Regions from separate parts of the Homo sapiens genome. Here region 2 is linked to region 1. The links are chromatin contacts, found by Hi-C or POLR2A ChIA-PET in ENCODE. All regions are on one chromosome and are shown on one strand. Each heading gives the region's core, a stretch centred on a gene start or an enhancer-like site at or near the end of the contact. The rest is flanking DNA. Distances are from core to core; before and after follow the strand shown.

Region 1 (4,082 bases), core at 532-3,031:
TTCACTTCAGTCCATTAATTTAAAATTTCAATAGAACAATCTAAAGGAACACATCAATTGCTTAGACCTTTGGGATCACTGAGCAGCAGAGTGGCTCAGGAAGGCATTCACCAGACTATTTCTGTACATGCCAGATTCCCTTCAAGACAGGTCTTCATAGCTACAAGGGTCATCGCTGCTGCTAAGAATGTCTTCAGTGGCTTTCTCCTGAGGCCTCATCCTATATCCTAGGAAAAAAATCTGCATATCAGGTGTTATCACTTATAGAAGCACTGACTATATCATTCATGTGACTGGATCATGTACTAAGATGATTGTTATTTAGGGTGCAGCAAAAATTAAATGCATCTTCTGCATTTAAGATTAAAAGAAAGCTTAAATACAAAACAGCACTGAAAGAAATGAAAAAAGATCCAAATAAACAGAAACACATCTCTTGTTCATAGACTAGAAATTTAATCATTAAGAAGGTAATACTCCCCAAACTGATCTATAGATTCAATGCAATCCCCCACAAAATCCCAGCTATCTTTTCTGCAGAAATCAAAAAGCTGATCCTGAAATTCACATGGGAATGCAAGGGGCCCAGAACAGCTAAAACAATCTTGGGAAAAAAAAAAAAAAAAAAAGAATAGAATTGGAAGACTCACACGTTCTAATTTTAAAACACACTGCAAAGCAACAGTAATCAAGACAATGTGGTACTGGCATGAAGATATACATACAGATCAACAGAACAGAACTGCAAGTCCAGAAATAAACCTTTACATTTATGGTCAACTCATCTTCAACAAGGTACTAAGACTATCCAATGGGGAAAGAAGAGTAATTTCACAAAATGTTGCTGGGATAACTCAATATCCACATACAAAAGAATAAATTTGGACTCACCTCTCACACCATATACAAAAGTTAATTCCAAATAGATAAGAACCTAACTATATGGGCAAAAAATACAAGATTCTTAGAATAAAAAGTAGGAGTAAATCTTTGTGACCCTGGATTAAACAATGATTTCTTAGACATGATTACAAAAGTACAAGCAACCAAAGGAAAAAAAAGATACACTTAATTAATTAAAAATGTTTGTTCTTCAAAAAACACCAACAAGAAACTGAAAAGACAAGCCATGGGAGAAAAATATTTGCAAATTATTTATGCGATAAGAAACTGGTGCCCAGAACATATTTTTTAAAATTCTTGCAACTTAACAATAAAAAGGGCAAGTAACCCAATTTAAAAATGAGCAAAAGGCCAGGTCAGTAGCTCAAGCCTATAATCTCAACACTGTGGGAGGCCAAAATGGGAAGACTGCTTGAGCCCAGGAGTTCAAGACCAGCCTTGGCAACATAGTGAGAACTCATTTGTATGAAAATTTTTTTAAAAATTAACTGAGCATAGTGTTGCATGCCTGTGTTCCCAGCTACTCAGCAGGCTGAGGGGGAAAAATTGCTTGAGCACAGGAGGTCGACACTGCAGTGAGCTGGGATGGTGCCACTGTCTCAAAAAGTGAAAATAAAAAATAAAAACAGGGCAAAGGGTTTGAAGAGGCATTTTTTCAAAAGACGATATGCAAATGGTCAACAGCTCAAAAAAAATGCTCAATATCATTAGCCATCAGGGAAATGCAAACTAAAAATCACAAGACACCAGTTCACACCCACTAGGATGGCTACCATTTAAGAAAAAAAAAAAAAGGCAAAAAAAAACCCAGAAAATAACAAGTATGGCAAGAATAGGGAGAAACTGAAAGTGCCATACATTGCTGGTGGGAACGTAAAGTGATTCAACTGCTTTGAAAAATGATTTGGCAGTTCCTCAAAATGACAAACATAAGAGTTACCATATGACACAGCAATTCCACTTCTAGGTATACACCGAAGAGAATTAAAAAGATAATCCACATAAAATCTAATGTTCACAGCACCATTATTCCTAATAGGCAAAAGTAGAAACTATTCAAGTGGCCATCACCTTATGAACAGATAAACAAAATGCAGTATATGTCCATAAAGTAAAATATGATTTGGCTAGAAAAAGGAATAAAATACTGATATATGAAATAACATGGATGCTATAACTTGGACATATCATGCTACACAAAGGTCACATATTGTATAATTTCATTTATATGAAATGTTCAGAATAGACAAGCCCAGAGACACAGAAAGTAGATTCATGGTTGCCAGGATCTAGGGGAAGAGGGAATAGGAAATGAATGCTAATAGGTATAGAGTTTCTTTGTGGAGGTGATAAAAATGTTCTGAAATTAGTGGTGATGTTGGACAACTTTGTAAATACACTAAAAACCAATGAATTACACACTTTAAAATGATAAATTTTGTTATGTGAATGATATCTCAATAAAGGTGCTATAAAAAGAACTTAAAAACAAATCCTACCACAAAAAGTACTTGATATACCTCATCAAAGAAAAATGAGGCTCATCTTTTAAAACTGGCTAAAATTTCATAATTCATAATCTAGTAACTCCTATGTTTTACATTTTTAAAAATTCAAATCAATTAGATGTCAAAAAAAGCTTAACTCACCCTCTCTTCACTTTTGTGAAATCAAATGCAACTTGTCTGTATGAAACTGCTTTCTCATTTAAATATCTACTATACCGCCTAATAAATGTAGACATGTCATATCCTGTAAAAAAACAAAAACAAAAACAAAACAAAGAGAGAGACAAGTTTTTATAAATGACTAAAAATCCCAATATGCCTAGAAAAACAACTCATTGCATCCAATGGCTATAAAATGTCTTGATATCCCAATTCAATTTAGTATGTAAATTAAGTAACTAATTAATAACATTACCATTAAATTCTCTTAAGGCTTCATATTTAAATCAGATAAGTCCTATGTAGTTTTAAAAAAAAAACCTCTTCCCTTAGAACTTCACTATTCTCTCAATATTCCTATTCTTTATTCATCAGGAATTAGAAAAACGTTCTTTTACACAACTTGATAATCTCACAACTCAAATTTAACATCCTATGGAACCACAATCCCATTCCTCAAATCAAGCAACTTTATATAATTTTTATACTCCTAAAATCTTTAGCTGTATTTAGAACCATAACTTGTATGTGCCAACCTTATAAAAAGTATAAAAAATTACTGTGTAATATAAGAAATGGCAACATGCAAGTTCAGGGTGTAACAAAAACAATTATATGAATGTTTTCAATGAAACTTTCTAAATGAATACATAAATCATTCTAAGATTTTGTTTCATCATGACCTTGACTTGAAAACTTTAGCAACATAAAATCTAATCAATATTATTTTCTAAAAACACCAAAAACTTTGTGTTTTAGTTATTACCTGGCTCAAGGAAGTCTATAAATTTTTGCTCCTCATTGAAAAGTGAACCCATTTTATCTCATATTCATCTAACAAATTTAATTACTTGGTCTTTGCTACCTTTAAAAGACAATACCAAAACCAACCAAAATGTAAACTAACTGGATTTCAACATCACCAGTTCATTTATTTAGCAAAATATTTATTGAGTGCCTATTAAGTACCAGTGGAGAAAAATCAGTGAACAAAATAGAAAAAAAAATACTGCTCCCATATGACTTCATACCTACTACTGTACACGTCAGGTGTTACATGCTCACATTCCTCAGCTCTTCGGTTCATATGGTTCTATCTACTATACCCCATCCTAAGACGGTAAACACCTCTCATCCTTCAAGGCTCAACCTCTCGTCTACATAAAAAGAGTGAAATTATTAACACCTTACCACTAGAATTGCTTAATTTCCATCTTAAGAAAATGATAAATCAGTCGCTAATAAGACACAAAAAACCTACTTGGATATATGCATAAACTCTGCCTAGAGCACTGCTCTGCATCTTGTTTTCCATAGACTTTTAAAGTTAAAATGAACTGAATGAGGGAGGAAGTGAAAATTAAAGGATGAGTAGGCAGTTTCTTCCATGCCCCTGAAAATAGAGACACTCCATTTTTATCTATAATATATATCTGGCTTCTGTTTAAGATTTCAAAAAGAGGCCAGGTGTGGTGGCTCATGCCTGTAATCCCAGCACTTTGGGAGGCTTAG
Region 2 (4,082 bases), core at 726-3,225, 200 kb after region 1:
GAGCCCAGGAGTTCAAGACCAGCTAGGGCAACACAGGGATACCTTGTCTCTACAAAAAATTTAAAAATTTAGCCAGGCATGGTGGTGTGTGCCTGTAGTTTCAGTTACTCAGGAGGCTGAGGTGGGAGGATCGTTTGATCCTGGGAGGTTGAGGCTGCAGCAAGCCACGATTATGCCATGGTACTGCAGCCTGGGCAACAGAGCCAGACCTTATCTCAAAGAAAAATTTTAAAAAAAGTTAATAGTGCTTACCTTTGAGTTGTAGAATTATGACTAATTTTTGTTTTACATTGTATTTCTGGTGTTTTCAAATTTTCTGCATCAATTACTCATAAATTTTATAATGAGATAAAAAGATAAGTATTATTTTTAAAAATAAGAGAGGCCAGGCATAGTGGCTTATGCCTGTACTCCTAGCACTTTGGGAGGCTGAGGCAGGAGGATCACTTGATCTCAGAAGTCTGAGACCAGCCCAGACAACATAGTGAGACTCCATCTCTACAAAAAAATTATTTTAAAAAAATTAGCTGGACTTGTGGCATGCAACCACAGTGCCAGCTACTTGGGAGACTGAAGTGGAAGGATCACTTGAGCCTGGGAGGTCGAGGCTGCAGTGAGCCATGATCGTAGCTACTGTACTCCAGCCTGTGTGACAGAGCAAGACCCTGCCTTTAAATAATAAATAAATAGAATAAAATAGGAGATATTAGAAATTAGAAGTATGTAAATGATAGGATAAGAAGTTATTGTGTTAGAACCCATAGGCCTTCATATTAAATTATTTTAATATCAGATGGCATGCTAGAATAATAATGTGACTCCTATAACTGGAACCATAGAATAGAATTTTTTAAATGCTCTCTGAATGTATAAAGAAAAAATAAGATTTAATTGTGACATTCTGACACCCACATGCTAGGGTAAGTTCAACACCTGTGCAGGCTGCCTTCCCTCCCAGACAGTTGTGTCTGAACACCACCGTGGACTAAAACTAACAAAACTAACAATTTATGATATTGGCACCCTTCTTCCCTATGTCATTCACAGGTCTGCTTCATTCCTACGGATTAAACACCTCTCCAGGATCCTAGATTCAAGCCATTGCTTCTCGCATTTCCACCTTCTCACTCCTAAATTAAATGAGGGCTGGCTCTGTCCAAGAACACAATCTTTACTTTGTAGAGAAGGTATCTACCTCACAATTGGCTTTGCATTTCTCCAAATTCCAGACTTCTGCTGGCAGGATGTTCTAGTCCCAAAAGTGACTCCTGGCGAGGCCAGATTCTGTTCCCACCATAAGGGATGGAGCCTCACAAATATGCAGCTATGTGCCTTTGTAGTCTCAGCCTCTCAAGAGTACATTTTCTTTAGAAATAGTTATCCATCTCTGCCTGTTGGTAATCACTAATTAAAGGTTTGGGTAAGATTTCCTCGCAGCAAGAATCCTGCTATGAATTTCCTTCCTCCTAAATCTTAGTCCCTTGCGAGACCACACCAGATGCCAATCTTGTACAATTAGGAGGTGGATTCAGAATCTGCCAGGATTCTGAATCCTGCATGTGACTGCACAAGCTTCTCATCCAACACATACACAGAGGACGCTGGACAAACGCCTATGCTTTGCTGCCAGTTCATGCTGGGCTCCAAACCCTATCAGATCTCTTGCCTCAGCAGCTGGACTGAACAAAGTGGACTCCCTGAGGTTACTTTTGCCCTCCTGACTTGAGAACGTCCCAGACACCAATCCCAAGGCAGTGAAGAGATGAAAAGATGAAAGCATTACAAGAGTTAACAAAAGCCGAGTCGCCAGAGGTCACTGACGGGGAAAGTCTCTCAGCCCACTTCTGTTTATAACCACTTTATTCCTTCAACAGAATCCCCTGCAGAATCATTTCTCTAAAACCTCCATCTATATCTGAAATCCCCATTTTGTCCTGGAGTCTCTTCAGAGATCTTTTTTCTTTGGAAGGAAGGACGGAAGCCTTGAGCACCCCCTGGAGGTAGGCGTGTGCTAGTAAGCGTCTCCTTGGACTGTGGTTCTTTTTGTACCAGTTGGTAGTAGCTTTCGTACCAGTTCGTTGATACTTTTGTCACCTGGATTGCTGACTTTCGCTGGTTTCCAGTGCTGCCTCTAGGTGACCTATCTACAACTTCTATGACAGCTGACTGTCATAGGGGCTTCCACCTTCTTTGTATTCTAGCCTTGATAAGGGGAAGGATCCCTTGCCCTGCTGCAGAAATAAAACAGCCTGTTTCTCAGCCTTGTCCTCCATTTTCTCCTGTAAGACAGTTTGTTACTCATACAATTCTACTTGACATCTCTCCAACTTGCGTTGCTCCCTTCTTCTGTATCCTTATTACTGCTCTTCAATTTGTGTAAAATTATTGTCCTACCTTCAGCCCTTATCCTTATGAAAACCTTTTCCATTCTTTAAAAGCCCAGTTCACTGGCCACTTTCCCCACACCTACCTCTGAAATCCTGTAAAACTTATTTACAAAGTTCTTATCATACACTGCCTTGTATTTTAGTTATATCTGTATATATTATCTTACTGTATCCAACCAATTACCCAGCACGGTGTCTAAGATGCAGTATTCAGTTAATAATCATTAGATAAAAGTTGAATTAAGTTGTTGAGGGCTGTTTTCAAACACCCAATTTTCTAAGAATAGAGAAAACATTACTGTTAAAGATGAAAAAATACAAAGAAAGGAAGAAATAGAAGAAAGAGATGGGGCAGACAGAGATACAGGAAAGAATGGTGACTATGTAACTATAAGTCATGACGAATTCTCTCCTGAGAATACCAGTATGTTATAGAAAGAACACTGACTAAGTGTCAGAAAACTCAGCTCAAGTCCCATTTGGTTTTTAATGAACTGAATGATCACTAACCTACTCTCTGGGCCTCAGCGTTTTCTCTAAAGAACCAAAGCAGTGGGTTATATGACCTCTGAAGTTTATTACCATGTTGACATTGTATGACCATCTCTCTATTCAAGCATAGTGGTAGGATGGCGCTCAGATTGCACCTGTCACAGAGACTGGCATACTATGTGTGCTAATAAGTGCCAGTTCCTCTTTTCTTCGCACATAATGGAAATATTCTGCAACATTCTCAATTTTAATAAGGAGAAAAGTTCATCTTTATCCATTGAGGATAACATGGTAAAAGAGAATTGTACTACGTATTTAATTTAATTTTATGGAAGAATTTTTCAGTGGTTAAGTCTATTTTTAATTCCAGGTCTTGCCATATGCTGTTTCAAGGGGAAGCTTCTATTCTACAACAAACTACTTTTTGAGTCAAATGAAGAACTGAAAAATAGTTAGGCTTAAACAAATTCTTAGTCAACCACATCATGGTCTGGAAAGACACAAAAATCATTTGGCAAAGATTGCTCTAAATACAGTGAGAAAGGAGAAAGGCAGCAGGTGATGCCAATCAAAAAGGAGAATGCACTTTGGGAGGCTGAGGCGGGTGGATCACAAGGTCAGGAGATCGAGACCATCCTGGCTAACACAGTGAAACCCTCTCTCTACTAAAAATACAAAAAATTAGCCAGGCGTAATGGCGGGCGCCTGTAGTCCCAGCTACTCCGGAGGCTGAGGCAGGAGAATGGTGTGAACCCGGGAGGCAGAGGTTGCAGTGAGCTGAGATGGCGCCACTGAACTCCAGCCTGGGCGACAGAGCTGGACTCCGTCTCAAAAAAAAAAAAAAAAAAAAGGAGAATGACTTTAAATAAGATATTAGGAGATTCTGGAGAATTAAACTAAAGTTTTTGGAACCTATGACAATTGCAGATGTTCAGATTAATATGTGTAGGAACAACTTTTGTATCCGTGATTTTAAAGGAATAAGGAGTTCTATTTGTGGGACTTTTCACATTTACTAAACTTTAGTTCTTTATTTTTCTAAAAACTGATTTAATTTCACTATTTTATCAGGATGTTTTCCTGACTTACTTAAAAGAAGTCTAAACTACCTGCCATTCCTGCAAAAACATGGTGTTCTTTCACTCGTCTGTGTTTTTGTGGGTGCTGTTTCCTTCTCCTGGAAGTCCTCCCTCCTATTCTACC

What was found. A loop is a pair of places that touch in the nucleus more often than their neighbours do. ChIA-PET counts read pairs that join two places held with the same protein, here RNA polymerase II (POLR2A). Pooled maps may share reads with other maps.
Region 2: a pooled map shows a loop between it and region 1 (2.9-fold over the local background). The contact joins two enhancer-like sites. A Hi-C loop is called at or near these places in 5 of 168 maps with a recorded cell type or tissue (Caco-2, GM23248, colonic mucosa and 2 more) and 7 of 50 pooled maps. POLR2A ChIA-PET finds 5 or more read pairs at or near these places in 6 of 52 experiments (A673, activated CD4-positive, alpha-beta memory T cell, activated T-cell and 3 more).

The regions. Positions count from the first base shown.
Region 1 is chr11:86,019,815-86,023,896 of GRCh38, forward strand. It overlaps PICALM (phosphatidylinositol binding clathrin assembly protein), which reads right to left. Exons shown (of 20, transcript NM_007166.4): 4 at 2,553-2,655. Among named protein-coding and RNA genes, the nearest start is that of PICALM, 47 kb to the right of the region's middle. Within about 2 kb of position 1,782, at least 2 of the 41 ENCODE cell types and tissues checked have a DNase peak (open chromatin) inside an H3K27ac peak, as active enhancers do.
Region 2 is chr11:86,216,661-86,220,742 of GRCh38, forward strand. No RefSeq gene overlaps it. Among named protein-coding and RNA genes, the nearest start is that of LINC02695, 25 kb to the left of the region's middle. Within about 2 kb of position 1,976, at least 4 of the 41 ENCODE cell types and tissues checked have a DNase peak (open chromatin) inside an H3K27ac peak, as active enhancers do.